2 separate regions of the Homo sapiens genome follow, and region 2 is linked to region 1. The links are chromatin contacts, found by Hi-C or POLR2A ChIA-PET in ENCODE. All regions are on one chromosome and are shown on one strand. Each heading gives the region's core, a stretch centred on a gene start or an enhancer-like site at or near the end of the contact. The rest is flanking DNA. Distances are from core to core; before and after follow the strand shown.

The links. Hi-C counts contacts between places; a loop is a spot of excess contacts on that map. ChIA-PET counts read pairs that join two places held with the same protein, here RNA polymerase II (POLR2A). Pooled maps may share reads with other maps.
Region 2: a pooled map shows a loop between it and region 1 (7-fold over the local background). The contact joins the promoter of ZNF566 here to the promoter of ZFP30 in region 1. A Hi-C loop is called at or near these places in 2 of 37 single-sample maps with no recorded cell type and 10 of 50 pooled maps. POLR2A ChIA-PET finds 5 or more read pairs at or near these places in 1 of 52 experiments (Caco-2).

The regions. Positions count from the first base shown.
Region 1 is chr19:37,653,628-37,658,799 of GRCh38, reverse strand. It overlaps ZFP30 (ZFP30 zinc finger protein), which reads left to right and starts at 3,335. Exons shown (of 6, transcript NM_001320669.3): 1 at 3,335-3,380; 2 at 3,921-4,088. RefSeq lists enhancers at 2,730-2,779, 2,179-3,166 and a silencer at 3,190-3,379.
Region 2 is chr19:36,486,593-36,491,912 of GRCh38, reverse strand. ZNF566 (zinc finger protein 566) reads left to right here and starts at 2,352. Exons shown (of 5, transcript NM_001145344.1): 1 at 2,352-2,427. ZNF566-AS1 (ZNF566 antisense RNA 1) reads right to left here and starts at 2,286. Exons shown (of 1, transcript NR_036504.1): 1 at 873-2,286. RefSeq lists enhancers at 1,483-2,368, 1,863-2,422, 2,983-3,062, 2,369-3,256.

The DNA of each region.
Region 1 (5,172 bases), core at 2,086-4,585:
AACAACAACAACAACAAAAAAAAACGCACACACAAAAACAGGAGAACTGTCCAAGAATTCTGGTATGAAAGGGCTTAGGAGTCAGATTTCTATTAATGAGGCAATTCAATGCATAAACCCCTGGAAGCTCAGGCACCAAAGAGCATGACCCTGGAGAGATGTGGATCTGGAAACAGGAGATTGGTTGAAAGTTTGAACACAAACTGGCTGTTCACCTTTTTTACTTTTCCTCTCTTATGTGATCAAATACACTAAATTGGGGTAGGGGGGTGATCTGTGGATAAAATGACCCAGAGAGGATGTATACCTGCATAAAGAAAGACAGAACTGAGTCATAGGCAAACTAAATGAAAAACTACACTCAAAACTGGGGGCCTCTGAGAGGTCTTTGAGGTCTCAGACATCACTAACTCACTGTCCTCAAAGGAGGAACTAAAGAACAGCTCACATCTCCCAATGAAACGGCTGGCTCTGAAGTCAGGTTGAGAAGATTCACTCCATGACTAGAGGCAAGGATTACCACACATTTCAGGGAAGTATCCAGTATAAAAAGAGAACAATTCAAACTTTTTTGTAAAGGGGGAATTTGATTTGGATATAAAAGACAAAAATAGATTAAAAAAAAAAGCACCAGAAAACTTTAAACTAATTGCCCTCTGAGAGATTAGAGGTTTTATTGCATCCATAATAAAAACGAAAGGCTATGAAGAAATAAAAATTACAGAATATAAAGGAGCTCTTGGAAATTAGAAATGATTATCAAATTAAAAATAAATACAATTGTACTGTAAAGTCAACAAAATTTCCCAAAGTAAGAGAAAAAGAGAAAAAATAGGAGACAAAACATACAGCTCATGAAAAGTCCTTCCATGAAATACAAATTCCAGGACAAGAGAACAAAAATTCAGAAGGATAGAGGACTGTCAAAAAAGAAAAAGAGGAAGAAAAATGTTCAGACCTATAAAGTGCTGCCCTATAACTAGCAGAAAAAAATGTTTAAACATACATGCCAAGTGCATAAATTATGAAATGTAAGTGCATTGTGGATTACAGGTGGCAATAGGTATCTGGGCGTTGGTGGGAGTGGGACATGAAATTAAAAAGGAACAGAAAACAATTGGTATTAGACTTGACAACATTAGCTACTAGAACACTGTGAAGTGACGCCTCCAAATTCTGAATCTAGGCAAAGTGTGAAGGCAGAATAAAGACATTTTCAGGCCCAGCGCGGTAGCTCACGCCTGTAATCCCAGCACTTTGGGAGGCCTAAGTGGGCGAATCACCCGAGGTCTGGAGTTCGAAATCAGCCTGGCCAACATGGTGAAACCCCATCTCTACTTAAACTATAAAAAAAAAAAAAAAAAAAAAAAAATGGCCAGGCGTGGTGGTGCACGTCTTTAATCCCAGCTACTCGGGAGGCTGAGGCAGAAGAATCGCTTGAACTGGGGAGGCAGAGGTTGTAGTGAGCTAAGATTGCACCACTGCACTCCAGCCTGGACAACAGAGTGAGACTCCGTCTCAAAAAAAAAAAAAATTTCAAACATGAAAGAACTAAAAAACATCTTTAATACATGCATCTTAAGGAACTTATTGGAAAAGAACTTTAGCAAAAATTAGCTGAATTCTAGGAAACAAGAATCAAACTTAGGAAAACAATGACGGTAAATTTTAGGACAACTGTACAGTCCAATTGCAGCCACAGAATGGAAGAGAGATTCTACTCCGATGTTTGAACCACTGAAAAAATAATCGATGAACATTTAACATATCTGTTGGAACATTTCTAAAAAATAGCAACAAGTACAAAGAAAACCAATAAATCCTTGATAAACAAACTCATGTAAGAAATGTACTTGGTTTTAAAGAGAAAATAATTGACGTAATTAGTACATATACTCCACATATTCACTTAACCAAAACTTGAGATATCTGGAAGAGATCAAGGAGAAAGAAGAAAGTTTTAAATATTTTAAATGAAGTATTACAATGAACATTTTTATTACTAAAGGTATTTTTAGCTACGAAAATGAGGCTGATCTTTCAACTAAAGATCAAAGAAACTTACTATCCAAGAATGCTTGGAGACATTGAATTTATCCAAGAGTTCATCCAGGAACAAAGGGGAAAAAACAAATCTCATTTGTTAGAATATTCCAAGACCAGGTATGGAAGAAAATAAAATGCCTCTCCCTCCCGTTTCATGGTGTCCTATTCAATTTTCTGACACAGTCCTACAATTCCATCATTTGGAAGTAATAGCAACCTTATTCCTTTCCAATTTTTTTTCCTGCAATTATTTTACTTGCCTAACACCACAGTCCTGAGGGCACACAAGGGCCAGATGCAGATAATCAAAATCCCAACACTCAGTTTCATAGGGACCCACAAACCGTCTCCATGGAAAACCAGAACCAGAAGCGCTGCCCTATCAGAAGGATTCTGGAAATAACGCTGGATGAGGCAGAGCCACAGTCACAGATCCGATGTCAGGTACGTCACAAACGCAGACACAAACCGCAAAGACCCCAGAGACCCGCTACAGCCAGCGTCAGAGTCAGGCACCACCGCGCAGCCTTCTCTGCGGCACCATCCTAATCCCCCGCTAGAGAACGGCACACGCGCACGCAGCAGCCCCGTGCACGGAAACACTACTCCGCCAGCGGCCAGGCACTCGGTCCAGGTACGCGGGGGCGCGGCGGCCGTCACTCAGCAAACACCACAGGCAGCACGCGCCGCGCCTTGGTCCAGGCTCGCGATACTGGGGTTTCCTCCATCCAACTCACGCCAGGGTCACGGCTACAGGCCTAGATTTGAACACTCCATCCCCATCGGGATCCTGTAGCCAACCTCCACCCTCCTCCAAACCTCCCGACCCCTCGGCAGGTGCGGCCCCACACTTCTCCCTTGCTCCCTGAAGGGCCCCAGCGTTCGCCCCCCGCGCGCTTGCGCACTCGAGGCAGAAGCCGATTTCCAAAGGTTCCGGTGAGGCGTCGCTGGGGGCGGGGCGGGGCTCGCAGCCTCCGCCTGTCTCCGAGCCGAGAACCAAATGAAAAATAAAAAGGCGGAATATTGTTTTTTTAAATTTTGGACCGCAGTGTCCACAGGGGAGCAGGCCTGGATTATCTTTAATGGCACTGGTCAGTCACGGGGCGGCCATTACAGGTAGAGGCCTGAGGCGAGGGACACTGCGGCCCCTCTGGCTCCGTCTCCCCGGCCCGACTATCCCCGCCGAGACCCGGCCCCACGCGCCCCTCCCGGCCCGGAGCAGCTGCGGGACTTGCCTCCGCCCCCCCGCGCGCTAGCGCATTCGCGACGGAGACAGGCGCTCTCCCGTATTCTGGCGCCGCTGACTCCCAGGGCTGGGCTATCCTCTGAGTCGGGTGAGGCTGGGGCTGGGAGCCGGGCGCCACTGTGGCCGCTGCTTTTCTGAGGGAAAAGAGCGCGGAGTGGGCCAGGTTTTGCAGGCCGGGCCAAGGTGGAGAAAAGGTTCCTGTGGAGCCTCAGGCCGGTGTGCTTTTTTTCCCGGGACTGAGCTTCTGCAGCCCTGAGGCCTGGAGGCCCGGGCGGTAGTAACTGTGCCGGACCAGGTTCGTGGGTGCGGCCTGTGGTGCAGTTGGAGACCGAGGCCCCGCGCATCCTCGTCCGCGCTTCAGCCACTTAGGCTCGGCCGTAGCGAAAAGGCCCAAGAGGGAAGTCAGAGGTGAACGCCCCAGGATGAAGGTCCCCTGCAAAACGCTGGGACCTAGATTTGGGGTGGGTGTCTGGGGTCTAGGAGGACACGCTGGACAGTTCCGAAAAGACACAGTGGGTGGTCCCGGGCGTGGGCAACCGGGTGCGGAACTACAGCGTACCCGGAGCTGCGAACCCAGACGCGGGTGACTGCTGACCCTCTGCCCTGTCGTTTCCATTTGTGCATGCAGGTGGCGGTTAGTTGGGGCCAGGGAAGCGTGGAGGGTGGGTTCCAATCGAGTCAAGAAAAGCCTGGGGTGTCCTGAACTCTGCCTGCTTCCCCAGCCCTGCCAGTTTCCAGAGAAGGCGCTTGAGAAGGAGAAACGAATCGCTGCTGCTCTTCTAAAAGCCGGTTCCCTGTGAGTTCGTGCTGCTGCTTTGTTTCTGTGAAATGCATTCGAGTTCCTTCCGTTTAAAATCCTGCTTAGGAATGATCTATTTATTCATTGATTTGGGCCTTAGGATTTCCCTACCTAGTTAACGGCAGGGGACCTAATTAATAGATTTCCCGTTGTTAGTGCCCACTTCATGCTGTTCTATAGTTAGACACATGGTTAGTTAACTGTAGGCTGCAAATTCAATTACTCTGTGAGCGCTGTTTTTCTAAGGATCTTGATGATATGGAAATACCCGTGCTGGAGATTAATGTTCATACTTTGTTTTTATTTGTTTTTTAGGGTTTAGATATGTTTAATGGTTCTGGGGTAGGAGTGGAGATTTCTTTTTTTCCAGGAAATTCATGAGTGGAAGTTTTTGGTACCAGCCAGATGTGGTTTGAGGTCTGGCAGCATGAGTTTATTTTGGGTATATCTTGGATCGACTGAGGGAGGTGTAGTGTAGTGGTTAAGAATTTCGAGCCTAGATTAAGTGGAATTGAATCCTGACTGCCACTTAAATCTGAACGAGTTTAAGCAATCTGTGCTTCAATTTCCTCAGAATTGTAATAGTGTATACTTTACGGTGTTGTTTTGAAGATTACATGAATTAATATTTGTGAAGCTCTTAGGAGAGTGCCTGGCACATAGTGAGTCCTTAATTCATACTAGCTACTGGTATTAAAATGATGATGCTCAGTCATTTCCTATCAGCTTTGTGTATTTCCAAGACCAATGCAAATGTGAAGGTAATTATGATGGATGCTTGCAAGCAGGAAAATGAGCCAGACCCTGCAGTGGACCAGAACAGGGATTGGTAACATAAGTCCTTGGACTCTGTTTATGAGCTTTCAGGGCAACAAAGATATTTTAAGATTATATACAGAATTGTTGTATGTATTTGTAAATGGTTAATTTTTTCAGTGGAGCGAGGAAGTCTATCATTTCATGGTATTATCAGAGTTGTATAAGCTCCAACAACATTGATTCTCACTGTCTAGAAATGAAATAACTGGTAATGACTTTCGGGATGTTCTTTTATAAAATTAATATCTAGCAGTATGGAAAT
Region 2 (5,320 bases), core at 1,103-3,602, 1.2 Mb after region 1:
TTGCACCGCCCTTAATCCATTTAACCCTGAGTGGACACAGCACATGTTTCAGAGAGCACAGGGTTGGGGGTAAGGTCACAGATCAACAGGATCCCAAGGCAGAAGAATTTTTCTTAGTACAGAACAAAATGAAAAGACTCCCATATCTACGTCTTTCTACACAGACACGGCAACCATCCGATTTCTCAATCTTTTCCCCACCTTTCCCGCCTTTCTATTCCACAACACCGCCATTGTCATCATGGCCCGTTCTCAATGAGCTGTTGGGTACACCTCCCAGATGGGGTCGTGGCCAGGCAGAGGGGCTCCTCACTTCCCAGTAGGGGCGGCCGGGCAGAGGCGCCCCTCACCTCCCGGACGGAGAGGCTGGCCGGGCGGGGGGCTGACCCCCCCCCACCTCCCTCCCGGACGGGGCGGCTGGCCGGGCAGAGGGGCTCCTCAATTCCCAGTAGGGGTGGCCAGGCAGAGGCGCCCCTCGCCTCCCGGACGGGGCGGCTGGCCGGGCGGGGGACTGACCCCCCCACCTCCCTCCCGAACGGGGCGGCTGGCCGGGCGGGGGGCTGACCCCCCCACCTCCCTCCCGGACGGGGCGGCTGGCCTGGCGGGGGTGACCCCCACCTCCCTCCCGGATGGGGTGGCTGCCGGGCGGAGACGCTCCTCACTTCCCAGACGGGGTGGCTGCCGGACGGAGGGGCTCCTCACTTCTCAGACGGGGCGGCTGCCGGGCGGAGGGGCTCCTCACTTCTCAGACGGGGCGGTTGCCAGGCAGAGGGTCTCACTTCTCAGACGGGGCGGCCGGGCAGAGACGCTCCTCACCTCCCAGACGGGGTCGCGGCCAGGCAGAGGCGTTCCTCACATCCCAGACGGGGCGGCGGGGCAGAGGCGCTCCCCACATCCCAGACGATGGGCGGCCTGGCAGAGACGCTCCTCACTTTCCAGACTGGGCAGCCAGGCAGAGGGGCTCCTCACATCCCAGACGATGGGCGGCCAGGCAGAGAAGCTCCTCACTTCCCAGATGGGGTGGCGGCGGGGCAGAGGCTGCAATCTCGGCTCTTTGGGGGGCCAAAGCAGGCGGCTGGGAGGAGGTTGTAGCGAGCCGAGATCACGCCACTGCACTCCAGCCTGGGCACCATTGAGCACTGAGTGAACAAGACTCCGTCTGCAATCCCGGCACCTCGGGAGGCCGAGGCTGGCGGACCACTCGCGGTTAGGAGCTGGAGACCAGCCCGGCCAACACAGCGAAACCCTGTGTTTGGTGGAGACCAAAAAAATACGAAAACCAGTCAGGCGTGGCGGCGCGCGCCTGCAATCGCAGGCACTCGGCAGGCTGAGGCAGGAGAATCAGGCAGGGAGGTTGCAGTGAGCCGAGAGGGCAGCAGTACAGTCCAGCTTTGGCTCGGCATCAGAGGGAGACCGTGGAAAGAGAGGGAGAGGGAGACCGTGGGGAGAGCATATATCCTTATTATTAAACTATGCATGACTGTGTATACAATACCTTTATAGGTCAAAAGCAGTCAAATACTGGCCATGAGATACACTTAGTCCAAGTACACAAATAATTGCAGAAGGAGAAAGTGAAACTCCTCTTACTTCCTGCCCCACTCATTTATCACAAAGCACACAGAAGTCAGAATAACACCTGCCCTTTGCAATTTCAGACTCCTCTCTTTCTGCCTCTCCAAACCTGTCCCACGTTTGGCGATTCCTTTCCCTTCGACCTCCCCCCATCAGGTCGCAGGTTCCTGGTCTACACCCCTTCTGCGTCCCCAACCACTTCTGAGTCTCACAACCTCTGGTCCCATAACCCCTCTGCACTAAGGAGCAATAAACAAAATTCACGCCCGAACAAAGAGGCCAAAACAGCAACCCAGGATGTTTGCGCCTGCGCACTCTGGGCGCACAGTACTCAGGCCGGCAGCCCAGCACCGGCTTATCTGTGAGAGCAATTAAGATGACTTTCGGAGGGTCCAACCGCCTTCCCAGCTCCGAACTACATCTCCCAGAAGGCTCAGTTGTGCGATTATCTTTCCATGCAGACTTGTCCTCTTTCTGAGGCTGTCCAGCGCCTGGGGGCAGTAGGACGGGTCCGGGAACTAAGCCCATCTCAAACACGTCGGAGTGGCTTTCTTTGGGGGCCAAGGCCCGAGCCTGAGGCGGGACTCCATGAGGCCTCTGGGGCGCGAGCGGTTTGACTAGGGGGGGCGATCCTTTCGGCGGGGCTGACGCAAGGCGCGGACAGGAATTCTGACGATCGGGAACCATCTTGTCCGGCCTTGATACGTCTCTGACTACGCTTCCCAGAGGTCTCCTCGGCAAGACTGTACTTCTCGCGGTAATTCAGCTTCCAACTCACGCGCTGGCGGGACCCTCAGGGCTTTACCAGCAACTACCCCAGTGCCGGGGAGGGTTCTGCTGCTTCGAAAGCTGGTAAGGCCTGAGGTGAGAAACCCGGGAGAGGGCGGGGCCGGGGGCCAAGCCTCGGCTTTGTGCGGCGGTGGAGGTGAGATTGAAAGCGTGCGCTTGCGTCTGTGTGGAGGTGTGTGGTGAATGATCGCGCGATTGTGACAGGCTGCCCTTGTGATGAGTGTGTTTCCAACGCTCACACCGTGTGCAGCACGGCCTCGGAGACTGTGGCTGCTGGTGTGTGTGTGAGAGGGAGCAGGACCACGTGCGGCATTGTGTGTGCGGCTGTGGGGAGCTTGTGCCTGGTTGAGTGTTACTGCGTTTGTCCCCGTAGTGGTGTGCGACTATATGCTGTGTGACTGTGTGCGGCAGAGTTCAGGTGGGGATACCTGCGAGTAACTGCATGTTTCTATCTGTGTGTGTGGCTGTGGTTAATGTGTGATCGTGACTGTGACCCGGTACAGGTGTGCGCCGACTGTGACAATGTGGTTGTGACTGTGACTGCCTCCTCGGTAAGCGTGCACTTGTGCTTATGTGACCGATAGAGGCCCTGCGTGTGCGACCCTGTTGCTTTGGGCGTGGATTGTCTGTAGCTGAATGTCCCCATGGTGGGAGTGTGATCAGGTTTGTGTGGCAGGGTAAGTCACACAGTGTGAGGTTTTATCACTTACGTATACTTCTCTAGGCATTATACTCCAGTTTTTCCCCGTTTTAAAACTTTATATGAATGTTGTCATACTGTCTTTGGTTTATTTTTACAATTCTGTGAATCATCCCTATTAGATAAAATCGCGGTTAATTCAATTTCTTTGCTATATTCTCCCTTCTGAAGTATACCACAATTATTCATCCTTTCTAGTAATGATGCCCTATTAGTTATTTATAGCTTTTCATTTTATAAACAACACAGCCACATTCTTTCACATGGGGTACACATGCTTGAGTTTATTTACCAGCAGAATTGCCGGTTCATATATCTTCCACTTTACTAAACAGTGTCAAAATATATACCCGAGTGGCTGCACAAATTTGTACTTGAACAGCAATGTTTGAAATATCTTATTGCTCCATATCCCTACCAAAGCATAGTTCCAAGAGTTAAAAAAATTTTTGTAGGCCAAGTGTGGAGGCTCATGCGTGTAATCCCAGCACTTTGCCAGGCCAAGGTGAGAGGATCACTTGAGGCCAGGAGCTGGAGACCAGCCTGGGCAACATAGTGAGACCCTAACTCTACCATAAATACATACATACATAAAAAATTAGCCGGGCATGGTGGCTGGCACCTATAAGTCCTAGCTACTCAGGAGGTTGAGATGAGAGGATCGCTTGAGCCCAGTGCTTTGCAGCTGCAGGAAGCCATGATCATACCACTGCCCTTCAGCCTGGGCAACAGAGCAGGAGGCTGTCAATAGATACATAGAGCCTATATAAAGTGTGCAAATCTTAAGTGTACAGCTGTGTAACACTCTTAGATCTATACAAAGAACTTTGCCAGGACCTGAGATGCTTCCCTCATACCACTTCTCAGTAATTTCTCCCCCACACAATCTATTCAGAATTCTATCATTAACTAGTTTTACCCATTCTTTTTTTTTTTTTTTTTTTTTTTTTTGAGACAGAGTCTTGCTCTTGTCACCCAGGCTGGAGTGCAGTGATGCAATCTTGGCTCACTGCAACCTCCGCCTCCTGGGTTCAAACGATTCTCCTGCCTCAGCCTCCTGAGTAGCTGGGATTACAGGCACCCATCACACCCGGCTAATTTTTGTATTTTTAGTAGAGACAGGGTTTCCCCATGTTGGCAAAGCTAGTCCTGACCTCAGGTGATCCGCCCACCTTGGCCTCCCAAAGTGCTGGGATTACAGGCATGAGCCAGTGCATCTGGCTGTCTTACACATTCTTGAACTTCATGTATATATGCAATTATGCAGCATGTACTGTTTTATGCCAGGCTTCTTTTGTTATATATTATGTTTGTGAAATTCATTCATGTTGTTCAGTGTAATTGTACTTAGCTCTCACTATACTGGGGATATATTGTAGTATATTAGTCGATTACATTGTTGATGGATATTTGGGTAGCTTCCAATTTGGGGCTGTTACAAATGATGCTGCAGCTGTGAACACTCTGCTGTGTTTTTGGTGAACACATGAAGGCTTTTCTCCCGGGTTAATACTTAGGAGTGGCATTGCTAGATCATAGGGTAGGCTAATGTTTAATAGATACTACGAAGCTCTCATGTGGTTGTTCCAGTTTACACTCCATCCAGCAATGTATGAGAGTTCCAGTTGCTTCATATCCTCTCCGTAATTTGGTATGGTTAGTCTTTTAACTATTTTATTGGTTGTGTGGTGCAGTTTCATCATAGGTTTTTGTTTTGGTTTGTTTTGTCTTGTTTTGGTTTGTTTTTTTTTTTTTTTTTGAGACGGAGTCTCGCTCTGTGGCCCAGGCGGGAGTGCAGTGGCGCAATCTCGGCTCACTGCAAGCTCCGCCTCCCGGGTTCACGCCATTCTCCTGCCTCAGCCTCCCGAGTAGCTGGGATTACAGGTGCGTGCCACCACACCCAGCTAATTTTTGTATTTTTAGTGGAGACAGAGTTTCACCATGTGAAACTCCCGCCCGCCTCAGCCTCCCAAAATCCTGGGATTATAAGTGTGAGCCACTGCACCCAGCCTCATCATAGTTTTAATTTGTATTTCCTTGATGTGAAATGATGTTCAGCACCTTTTTGTATGTTTACTGGCCATTTGTATATCTTCTTTTTTGTGTCCATTTTCCCCTTCGTAAATTTTTTAAAAATGTTCTTTTCTTTCTTTCTTTCATTTTTTTTTTTTTTTTTTGAGACAGAGTTTCGCTCTTGCTGCCCAGGCTGGAGTGCAATGGCATGATCTCAGCTCACTGCAACCTCCACCTCCCAGG